Regions from separate parts of the Homo sapiens genome. Here region 2 is linked to region 1. A link is a contact called in ENCODE Hi-C or POLR2A ChIA-PET data. All regions are on one chromosome and are shown on one strand. Each heading gives the region's core, a stretch centred on a gene start or an enhancer-like site at or near the end of the contact. The rest is flanking DNA. Distances are from core to core; before and after follow the strand shown.

Region 1 (6,092 bases), core at 1,168-3,667:
TGAAGGCAAAAGGGTAGACAAGGCTTTAGAAAAAAAAAGCCCTGGATTAAAACTCTAGTTGCATCAGTTACAAGTTATGTGACTTAAATTCTTTAAGCCTTGGTTTTCTCATCTGTAAAATGGGTTGATACCTGATAGAGTTGTTATGAGTACTGAATAAGACAGTGAACCTAAAGCCCTCCTCTGTAATCTGGCACACAGTAGTTGTCCAGGAAATGTCAGCATGGGGCAGAACACCGAAGACCTTGGTTACATATGTAAAGTGCCATATGTTGCCACATAGCATTGTTATAAAGATGCTGGAGATAGAGCAGACTAAGTCAAAGACAGCTAAGTAGCTCCCTTCTGTACTTCATGCCTTTACCTGCCTGGCCCTCCGGGATGGAATGTGGAAAGCATAGATACTGCACAGCAGAGATGGATCCTTGGCAAAGGCTGGAGTAACAAGCTATGAATTGTTGATTGGGGACTAGGGTTGCACGAGACAAGCATGGAATAAAGGTGGCCAGAGGCACCTGCCAGAATGCCAGTTATGTGTCACAGCAGAAGCAAAGGTGATAAATGACAGCCACAAGTAGCACAGAACCTCATTTTACCAACCACTTTAATCTTATTCCCTCATCACATCTTTTAGATTAAAAGATGTTTGTTCATTAATTAAGGTTCCCCTTCCTGTAAAGTTTCTAGCTCAAAATCTAGTTAACCTAAAATGAAGTCAACTGAAAAATAATGGACAGGAAATTACATTAATGGCTCACCAATATCTAACAATCCCTTAGAAAGTAAGAGTTGGCTGCATAGAGATTCTTTTTGGAAAGGAGGTGGAATTGATTCCTTATAGCAAGTAAGTTTATTTGTTGTTTTGCTTAGTCAGGTTAAAAATTTCTATTTCTGTGCATTAACCGGTGATAATGACTGATACTTATTCTGTGGGCAGGCAGCCTGGACAGTTCTTTGGCTAGTCTTACCTGGGATCACTCCTGTGGCTGCAGTCATCTGAGTTCAACAGGACTAGGATGTCCAAGATGGCCTCTCTCTCATATCTGGCAGTGGGTGCTGGCTGTTGGCCAAGGCACCTTGGTCCATCTCTACGTGGCCTTTTGTCCTCCAGCAGGCTAGACTGGGCTTCTGCACAGCAGGTATTCTCACGGTTATAGGAGAGTGATAATGGGGGATTCAAAGCTTCTTAAGGCCTAAACTCTGGAAATCACACAGTGACATGTTCCCCATATTCTACTGGCAAAGCAAGTCATAACTCAGCCCAGATTAAAGGGATGGAGAAAAAGACTCTACCAAGGTAGCCAGACGAAAGGGGCTAATGAAGGGACATTTCAAGTTTGGGTAAGGGATTTTTCACAAAAAACAGCATGTGGTCATCTTATGCTGAGAACAGGGGTGAGACATATGGGAAGAGGCAGGAAAACCTTCTGCATGGAGTCCTAGGAATAGCTGGGGTGTCCCTCCAAGTGTACTGGGCACTTCCCACCCTGAACATCTATTATAGGACTAACACCATGCCATGCTGGGAAAATATGGTTTGTTCAGAGGACTGCAAAGCTTAGTCACTGCCCATCCTTGGCCATCCTACTCTCCCAACTGAAATAAGGAAACTGTAGGGAGAGTCAAAAAGAGCAGAAAAATAAATTGAGTACTGCAACTAGATGGAGGTGGGAAGCCAAACTGATGTTACAATTTTTCCCTCACTCCCAAATATACATATTAATATAGTCAAACACAGTGTCATCCCTTGAGGGCTGAGTGCTTCTGCTTTCTTTAAAGCAGATATTCTCAAATTCCACTCACTGGCTATTTCCAGTGGACTGTACATTCTTATTGCTTGTAGAGCAATAGTGCCCATGTTTAGGTTTGACCTTAAAAAATGTTTTTGCAAGAACCTATAACTTGTTCATACTTTTTTATTTTTAAAGTATACCTATTCATTTGTCTTTTTCAAAAGCTGGTGAATTTTCTTTGTAAAGATATGGGTAAGCTTGAAGTACTTTGTCCAGCATAAATGGGTCATAAACTGGCAGGGCAGAGGACCCCTACACTATGTGCAATTTTTATGCTTATAGTATGGAAGCATGTTTGGTAACAAAACTAAACTTTAATAATACACTGCTTAGCCCCATATAAAAATACCCCCTGGTAATAAAAATACTGTAACTGTGTAATAATCAATGCTATATTATCTTCTCAAGTTTATTTTGTATTAAAGAGATCATATATTTTTAAAAATTTTTAAAACGCCTCAACAGCTTCACGATGTGAGACCTGTTCCTGTAGTGTGTACCATTAAACCTCTAAAGTCCAGAATTGTACCTAACACTGGGTAGGAATCCAGCATACCATTTGTGAGTGAAAGGATGGTAATTATTATTATCATCTTGACAGCCAGGAACAGAGGTGGGTGGGTACCTGGAATCAGAGTCAAACAATAACTAAGAGTCAAACAATAACTAACAGGAATGATGCCGGATCCGTCCATTGAGACAATAATCATTCTGAGGTTTCTGTTGCAGTCTAGGAAAAATGGAGAAGGCTAGAAGGAGTATTTTAAACTGCTCCAGAACTTTAGATTTAGAAAGAATCTTGGCAGTCAACTCCTCTTCACAGCCAGTTCATTTTTCTTCTCTAGGGTGCCATTGGAGGGCACACTCCCTGAACACTTATGAGTGAAGAAACCCTCCTTTTCACCAGCCATTGGGTTCCTTTTCAAGTTTATTTTTTTAAAATTTTCTTTATATTGAAATCTGCCTCATTTAATTCCTACCTCTGGCCCTACGTTCTGTTTTTGGCACCAGATAGATAAAACCCATACTCTATTTTACACTCATTCAAATCATTGTATTTCCCCCACCGGTGAATATATTACCAAAGTTGGTTGAGTTTCATAATGCAAACCCAAAGGGAAAATTATCTTGAATAATCATATGACAATATGTGGAAAGTTTAGGGGCTGTGTACGCCACCTCATGGTTTTGAACTGTGTGGTTAAAGACGTTGAGAGTTGACAGATTAGTCAGGGATTTTTCAAGAGTATTAATTACAAACTTTGAAATCTTGGTCAGTGAAAGTTCATTTTAGTGCATCTTGCAAATACGATCAAAGGTCTTTTCAGTACTGATTTGATGATGCTTAACCACAGTGTGTGAAGAATGAAGTTTTTCATTAGAAATTACTGGTGTAATAGAGCACATTTTCAGGGAAGATGTATTGTTGGACTATTACAATTCATGCTCTTCCCCCACCATATCCCTACCCTCTATATTCCCCATCCCCTATTTCCTCCACCTTCCTCCTTGGGACCTCACTGAAAACCTGAAATGCTCTGAAAACCTGAAATGGCGTTTTGGACTGCTGCAAGGGAAACTGTGATCTTAACAACATCAGTGCGGCTCAGACATGACCACCATGTGAGGGCAAAGGTGGGGCTGGTGTAAGTGATGTTGTTAAACCTGTAAAAATAAACCATGAAAACCTGGGGATTTACTGTGATTTGGGGAGTGAAACAAATTTACCACTGGCCGAAAACTTGAAAAATGGAGTACAATGTGTAGATCAGAAGAAAAGAAAGCCGTCCCTCTGCCCTTGTGTAGTTTTAGAAAAACAATCTTATTAGTTTGGTAGCTTTTTTTCCTGAAAATAAAAAAAAAAATACATTGGCACCTAAGCCATGGAAAATGAAATAAAAATACACCAGTGCAGCTTCCAAAACACTGACTTGCATCTCCCTCTCCTATCCGCCGGGAATGTCTTATCCCTGCCTTCCAGTGGCTGCCAGAACCAAGGGCATCCGCGGCGTTCCTTGGCATTGGCGTTAACAGCAGATGGATTTTCCGCAGCGGCCAGGCGGAAGATGCCTAGCATTGGTCCGCCGTCTCACTGTACTGAATTTCAAGAATCATGGCCTACTGCCAGCCAGGTCAGGACCGAAGGCGCTAGTCTGGGGAGACTGGAGCAGGTCTCTAGTGGTTCACCTGTTCGGAGGCTCTTCCTGTTCAGTTCCCTCTGCGCGCCAGAGGGTGGCACCCCAGGCACTCCAGAGGTGGAGAGGAGGGGACGACAGGGGAGGCAAAGAGAGAGGAGCGGAGGGAAGGACCAGGGAGGAAGGACCAAGGAGGGAGCTTTAATAAATTCTCAGACCTTGGTCTCGAGTTCCCGGCTAATTTGGGGGCAAAGCCGACCGACCCCACGTCCACGCCCACCCCCTTACGGGAAAAGCCGGGGTTTCCACTGGGCTAGGTGTCAGAGTTGGGAATGTCTAAAACAAAAAAGGCTTCCGAGGGTTATTCATGGCCAACAGTTTCCACAGGAGAATCCAAAGGGAAACTAGTTTCCGGGGCCGCTGTGTGTGCGGGTGCTTGGTGGGCTGAAAGCTGCTGTCACTAGATGGCTGTAAGTGTGCCAACATCTGACCTGTCCCATTGTGTTGTGTTTTGCAGTTGCTGGATTTGTGCGACTCGGTGAAGGATGATGCCCGGAGGGTGATCTCGACCTTTAACATTCCACACACCTACCTCCACGCACCAATCGCCGGAATCTCCAACCCGCGGGCCGCGTGGGCTTTCTACCCTGCACCGCTGCAGCCGCGGCCACGGGAAGAGGCGCGCTCCCGGCGGCCCAAGCTGGGAGCCAAGCTCTAACGGGTGTGGCGGGAAGTGTGGTGGCCCGCCAGCAGCTGCCACGACGCTCGCTCCACCGACGCCCAGAGCTGTGGCCGAGGCCGGGGGCTGGCACCCGCTGGGCCGCCACTCTCGGGGATTTTGGTGGCAAAGCGGAGGTCCCGCCGAGGCTGGCGAGGTGCGCGGCTGGCTGCTAGGAAAGAGATCCAGACGGTCGCCTGGTGCGCTGGATCCCTGTGCCCTTTCCCTGAAACCCAGCCTGGCCTGACTGCAACCTCTCCCAACTTCAGTGCCGGATCCCCTAGACAATCAGGGTGGGCTCCCCGCTGCGAGCGCGCCCCACAGCCGGGTGCCGCCAAAGGTCTCCTGCTGTTAGCGGTGACTCACATTCCCAGTGATTTAGAAAAACTGTGGTGCCGAGTGAAAGAAAAAAAAAAAAGCAAACACCCTTAGACAAAAGAAAAAAGCTCCACTCTTTCCGCGAGCGGGAAAAAAGGTTTGGTTCAGCAAGTGATGCTATTTCAGTGAATCAGACGCTCTGGGGCTCTGCAAGGAAACGCACGGACTGGGAGAAGGAAGTGGGAGCCTAGAGTTTTGCTCTCGGCAAAACAAGAACTCGGCTTGTCCTCCCAGGCCGGCGGTTTCCGTACGGCAAGACAAGGCGCGGAAAACATTTTTACCATCTGACGCTGTAGTCTGTCCTTTAGAAGAGAATAGGTGAAAAGTTTAATAAAGAAATTAAGCGATGTGGAAGTCGTTCCCGCTGCTTGCAGAGGGTGGGGAGGCGGGCCTGGGCAATTTCGGAACTAGGAGAGACCACGTCGGCAAAGCCTGTGGTCCCGAACAAGGGCCATGGATTTCCCATTTCTCAGATCCCGGCTGCCCGACTTCATTCTTGTTTCTTTCAGCACAAGCCATCCTCCCTTCTCCCTCCCTCCACGTCTCTTGGCAGAGACAGAAAGGGACACCGCTCTGCCCGCGTCCAGCGCGAAGGAGGTGACCTAAAACCCATGGGCCCTTCTCACACTGCGTTCTCTGCGCTCCGGCCCAGTTCCGGGAGGACCTCCCGACGGCGCGGGAGAAGGCTGTAAGGGCTCTTGGCCCCCGACGCGGCCTGGGTCTCGGGGGACGCATGAACCCGCCACCTCTGGCCGGCTTCCTTTTAGTGCCCCAAATAGCAGCGCTTAGCCCGTTGCTTCCCCCGACTCTTGTTTTTCAAAGTGTTCACAGGGTCGCGAGAGCGAGCGACGCGGGGGCGGCGAGGCTGCAAGGCTGCACAGGAACAGACGACAAGAAATAGGGCTTTCTTCTGCGTGGTTCTTTTCCGGTCCCTGTCTGAGTCGCCCGACCCCGCGGGGAGCGCGGAGCATTGCGGCGTGCGGCGGGCTTCGGGCTCTCAGCCCGCGCAGCAAGTTGTGTTGCTTTTCCCCGGGTGCGACGCGGGACGGCCGCGAAGAGCAAAGTTCG
Region 2 (5,668 bases), core at 2,555-5,054, 120 kb after region 1:
GGCACAGAATGTCATACACATACACACACACACACATTGTACCGATATGGATTTCCTGGTTTTGACATTATACTATAGTTAGGTAAGATGCTAATCACCAGGGAAAATCAGAGAAAGTGAACACGAGACATGAATCTTTAATTTTTTCAAAACAAGGTTTTTTGAAATGTTGTTCAATTGCATTCTGGCTTCTATGCTCTGTCGCCCGGGCTGGAGTGCAGTGGTGTGATCTCGGCTCACTGCAACCTCTGCCTCCCAGGTTCAAGCGATTCTCCTGCCTCAGCCTCCTGAGTAGCGGGGACTACAGACACACACCACTGCGTCTGGCTAAGTTTCTTATTTTTTAGTTGAGACAGGGTTTTGCCCAGGTTTCGCCCAGGCTGGTCCTGAACTCCTGACCTCAAGTGATCTGCCCACCTCGGCCTCCCAAAGTGCTGGGATTACAGCGTGAGCCACAGCGCCCGGCCTGGCCTCTATGGTTTCTGATGAGAAATCTACAACCCTTTAAATAATTGTAATTTTATAAATAATGTCATTTTTCATTGCTGCTTTGAAGATAATTCCTTTGTTCCTAGTTTTCAGTAGTTTCCTTATGATGTCTCTAAGTGAGAATCTCTTTGAGCTTATTCTGTTTGGGATTCTCTGAGCTTCTCAAATCTACAAGTTTATGTGTTTTGCCAAATTCAGAAATATTTTTAGCCATAATTTTTTCAAATATTTTTCAGCTCCTCACTCATTATACTCTCCTCTTGGGACTTTAATGTTACAAATATTAAGCCATCATTTTCTGTCATTATGGGTCCTTCTGAGCGACATGTTTACTTTCCAAGAATTGTCAACTTTTTGTCAAATCTGCATTGTTAATCCCCAACCCGGAGGAACACCTGTACACACTCACCTTCTCTGCATTAATTGTTGGGTTCCCAAACATGGCTAGTAACTGGTCAAAATGGGATTTCCTGGGTGTGTAGCCAGTTATAGTTCTGGGCCTCTATCACTTCCAGTATTGATCTCTTGTTGAAAAAATTTCACATTCCCAACAGTGACTCCTCTATTCAAGGTCTCACATCCCTCTCATGGAGCAATGTGCTCACCCTGTGCTGGTAGCACCCTCAGAAACGCTCCACACGGAGTGGCTAGACACCTTGCCACCTTTTCTTTCCCTCCTGGTCTCCTAATGATCCTCCTTTTCCCAACTAAACTCAGGGTTACTCGCCTTAGGATCTTGTTGCTTCCTTGAGAATCTTGCTCCAAATTTTATCCTCCCCACCTTCTGCTCCAGTGGCTTCTTTTCTTCCACTTGTAGACATCCTCAGGCTCGTCCAAGACTTAAACAACAAGAACAAGAACATCAGCCTCCAGAATCTTCCTTAACCTTGCTCTTTCTTCAAGTTGGAGCTATCTTGTTGAAATTTTTCTGTCAGGACAGAATTTCTCAGTCACCCAATCCAAGAGTCTCTCCACATTGGTCCACCGTGTCTCTCTGTTACTGAAATGCTCTCCCCTGCTTCCCTCAGCTTCTCATATACCTCCTTCTCTTTCTGAGCCTTGGATCCTCCTCCACTGACTCCTCATTGCCTTTATCTATTTTTATAAGGTTTTTATTGAGGTGTAACATGCCATATTAGTCTGTTTTGTTTTCTACACAGGAATACCTGAGAGTGGGCAATTTATAAAGGAAATATGTATATTTGGCTCATGGTTCTGCAGGCTGTACAAAAAGCATGGCACCAGCATCTGCATCTGGTAAAGCCTCAGGAAGCTTCCACTTATGGCAGAAGGTAAAGGGAGAGCAGGCATGTCACGAGGTGAGAGAGGAGGAGGAGGAAGAAGAGCGGTGGGAGGAGTGCCACTCTCTTAAACAACCAGCTCTAGCATGAACTAATAGAGTGAGGACTCACTCATTACTGAGGAGAGGGCACCAAGCCATTCCTGAGGGGTCCGCCTCCATGACCCAAACACCTCCCACTAGGCCCCACCTCCAACACTGGGGGTCACATTTCAGAATGAGATTTGGAGGGGGCAACATCCAAACTACATCACATGCATACAGTAAAGTGCATAAATATTAAGAGCTGGGTGAATTTTTGCACACATACATAGGTGTGACTACCACTGTGAATGAGATACAGGCCACTCCCAGAAGTGCCTCTCTTTCCCTCCCAGGCAATCCACATTCTCCCTTGCTCTTGCTCTTCAATAACCACTATCCTATCCACATGGATTATTTCTGCCTGTTCTAAAACTTCATATAAATGGAACCATGTAGTATGTCTTTTGCGTCTGCTTTTTTTTTTTTTTTTTTTTTTTTTTTTTGAGACAGAGTCTCACTCTGTCACCCAGGCTGGAGTGCAGTGGTGCAATCTTGGCTCACTGCAACCTCCACCTCCTGGGTTCAAGCAATTCTCTTCCTCAGCCTCCCAAGCAGCTGGGATTACAGGCACGCGCCACCACGCCCAGCTAATTTGTGTATTTTTAGTAGAGATGGGGTTTCATCATCTTGGCCAGGCTAGTCTTGAACTCCTGACCTCAAGTGATCCACCTGCCTCAGCCTCCCCAGCGTGCTGAGATTACAGGCGTGAGCCACCACGCCTGGCCAAGTTGGCTTTCTTTTACACAACATGATGCCTAGTGGATTCACCCATGTTTCTGTGTGCATCCGCAGTTCATTCCTTTTTATTGGTAGGTAGCATTCCATTGTGTGAACACGCCATGATTTGTTTACTCATTCCACTCCTGAGGGACATTTGAGTTTTTTCCCCTTAGGCTTTTTGTAAATTCAGCACCCTTCCATATTTTGTCTTCATCTTTCTTCAAGGTATCTCTTTTTTTTTCTCAAAATGATCCAGAACAATAGGCATTCAGCCTTCCCTGGAACCGGCCTTTTCCTGCCGCCAGAGCAGTAGCCAACATAGTTTCTGGCATCAGGAGGTTAAGTCAAAGTTATCAGTCAAAACACACCGGGAGAGAAAGTGGAAATTGGTACACAGCAGCGTATAATTAAGCAATCGCAAGCTTTGGGAGGCATAAAGGGGAATCTCAGGGCCAGCCTCTCAGCTGTGAAGTTCTGCAAGTAGAGTCCATGGCAAGGGGGGCGGCAGGCACAGCGGACACCCCGTCACTGCAGCTCTCTGAGCCCTGCAAGTTCTAGGCTGGGGCTGGGCTCCCTGGCCTTCTGCCTAGAGCCCTTAGGCAACCAAAATGACAGCCCAGGAGAGCCAAGAGCCACAAGGTTATTTTTCTAAGACGTAAAGTGAATTATGTCATCCACCCAGACCTCTTTGTCCAAGAGAACAACCTCGAGTCTCCTCCTTCAGGACCCTCAGATAGATCTTCCCAGAAACAGAGCAGGGGAAAGAGAGAGGAGGAGACGCTGGAGCCACAGGGCTGGAGCAGTTGGATGGGCCTCTGACAGCAGAGGGAGAGGCGACTGCATAGGGAAACAGAGAGGGACAAAGTGAGTTATGCTTGAGAGAGCTTGAGGGCTACAAAGCTCAATGTTTATGTGAATATAATCAAAGGAAAGGGGAAAGATTTGGGAGAGAGACACCCGAGAAAACCCCAAGAAGCCACAAGACCTAGACAACAACTGCCAATCTGGTAATGACTGGGTGTGCTGTGGAGTTGGTGTTTATCCCAGACAAAGCCAGTGCTTTCCCGAGATCTGGTGACAATTTGGGGCACATATATTTAGGGAGGAGGACAAGCCCTGGGAAGAGGTTTTGAGTCAGGAGACCTGTGGTTGGGCCTCAGCCATGTGGTCCGCTGCCCTCCAGCTCTGACAGCAGAGTCCCTTCTGCTGGCAGAGTCTCTGCCTGTGAGTGGCAGCAGGCCAGCCCAGCTCCATTGGCCCTTCTGGATCTAAGAGGTCTGGCTTCTCAGGCCCAGGCTTGCAAAGCCTCTGGCTGAACTTCACAGTGACCTTGCCAGCGCACACCTGAGCCACACCTCATTGCTTTTGAGTATACCTGAACCTCAGGCAAGGTTTGGTTTAATTCCTAACTTCTTACTGCAGAACAGAGGAAGTCAATTTGGAGTCAAATCCTCATGAGGCTTCTCTTATTCCAGGGTATTTATTTGCTTGATGATTTTGAACCATTTATTTGGACACACAAAGTTCTATCTGGCAAAGAACCGTTGGCTCCAACATCCTCAAACAACGCTAGTTTTAGATGCTGATAGGGTCTCTAATAGGAGGCAAAGAAACGTAACACCCAGCCAGGCAATTGCAAAGTTGAATGTGAGAGTCTAGCTTTTTGAGAATCCTTCTAAAAGCCATGTGATAAGGGATTGTCACAGTGAGGATAACAAATTCACATCTAAGGGATGAAGGTAAAACTTACTCCAATGCTCTGCAAATGGCTGTGGGGGGTGGCTCTTCCTGGGAAGCACCCCTCAGACTTGGAGTCACTGCATCCTACTTGATTTAACTGAAGCAAAGGCAATGTATTCATCAACAAACTGTGACATAATTAAAGAGAGATCTTGTGTCGACCAAGATGCTGGTGCTGTAAAGGAGGTGAGTAATGTGGGAAAAAGCAATGTTTCCAAACTCATGTAGCATTTTACTTTATTTTATTTTATTTTATTTTATTTTATTTTATTATTTTATTGTTTGAGACGAAGTCTTGCTCTATCACCCAGGCTGGAGTGCAGTGGCGCAATCTCGGCTCACTGCAACCTCTGCCTCCCAGGTTGAAGCCATTCTCTCCTGCCTCAGCCTCCCAAGTAGCTTGGACTACAGGCATGCATCACCATACCTGGCTAATTTTTTGTATTTAGTATAGATGGGGTTTCACCATGTCGGTCAGGCTGGTCTTGAACTCCTGACCTCAGGTGGTCTGCCCGCCTCAGCTGCCCAAAATGCTGGAATTACAGGCGTGAGCCACGGCACAGGGCCTATTTTATTTTGTTTTATTTTTTGAGATGTAGTCTTGCTCTGTCACCTAGGCTGGAGTGCAGTGACACAATCTCAGGTCACTGCAACCTCTGCCTCTCAGGTTCAGGCAATTCTTGCACCTCAGCTTCCCAAGTAGCCGGGACTACAGGCACGCACCACCACACCTGGCTACATTTTTGTATTTTTATAGAGTCAGGGTTTCACCATGTTGTCCAAAGTGGTCTCAAACTGAACTCAGGCAATATGCTCACCTCGGCCTCCCAGAGTGCTAGGATTACAGGCATGAGCCACTGTGCCAGGCCATACTCATGTAGTATTTTAAATATGCACGAGTAACTATGTTGCTAGTTAAACAGATATTTGACTATTCTGTCTACATGCCAAAAATTGTTTAGAACATCACTTAAAATTTTTCTCACTGAAAAAGTCACATACACAGTTATATTAAAATCAGCGTATGCTATATTCTCTAATCTAGAAATAGAAAATGTCCAAGATATCTGACTAGACCTAGCCTGTGCAGTTCTATGGAATCCCTCTGAATCAGCTGCTACTCTGAAGAAGACCACCACACACAAGATGGACCCAGCCCACCCTTGGCCCAGGCCCTGGTGCACCTAACTCCAGTGCAGACCCACCCCTTCATCAACTGCACTGGAGTGGTTCTTCAATCATGTCCCATGGTCCCTGTGGCAGATGCCATACAGGTTGCAGTGGAAGATCTTCAGATGACTTGGTGACAGGTTCATGACCATCTGGTTTCAAGGT

The links. Hi-C counts contacts between places; a loop is a spot of excess contacts on that map. ChIA-PET counts read pairs that join two places held with the same protein, here RNA polymerase II (POLR2A). Pooled maps may share reads with other maps.
Region 2: a loop to region 1 is called in a pooled map, with 2.2 times the contacts of the local background. The contact joins the enhancer-like site here to the promoter of ACOXL-AS1 in region 1. A Hi-C loop is called at or near these places in 2 of 168 maps with a recorded cell type or tissue (chondrocyte and mammary epithelial cell), 3 of 37 single-sample maps with no recorded cell type and 5 of 50 pooled maps. POLR2A ChIA-PET finds 5 or more read pairs at or near these places in 4 of 52 experiments (A673, HepG2, MCF 10A and 1 more).

The regions. Positions count from the first base shown.
Region 1 is chr2:111,113,171-111,119,262 of GRCh38, forward strand. ACOXL-AS1 (ACOXL antisense RNA 1) reads right to left here and starts at 2,418. Exons shown (of 4, transcript NR_122074.1): 1 at 2,350-2,418; 2 at 969-1,128. ACOXL (acyl-CoA oxidase like) reads left to right here. Exons shown (of 18, transcript NM_001142807.4): 18 at 4,446-5,378. The coding sequence ends at 4,646.
Region 2 is chr2:111,232,412-111,238,079 of GRCh38, forward strand. All of the region lies in intron 1 of LOC124907867 (periaxin-like), which reads right to left. All of the region lies in intron 3 of MIR4435-2HG (MIR4435-2 host gene), which reads right to left. Among named protein-coding and RNA genes, the nearest start is that of MIR4435-2, 86 kb to the right of the region's middle. Within about 2 kb of position 3,805, at least 5 of the 41 ENCODE cell types and tissues checked have a DNase peak (open chromatin) inside an H3K27ac peak, as active enhancers do.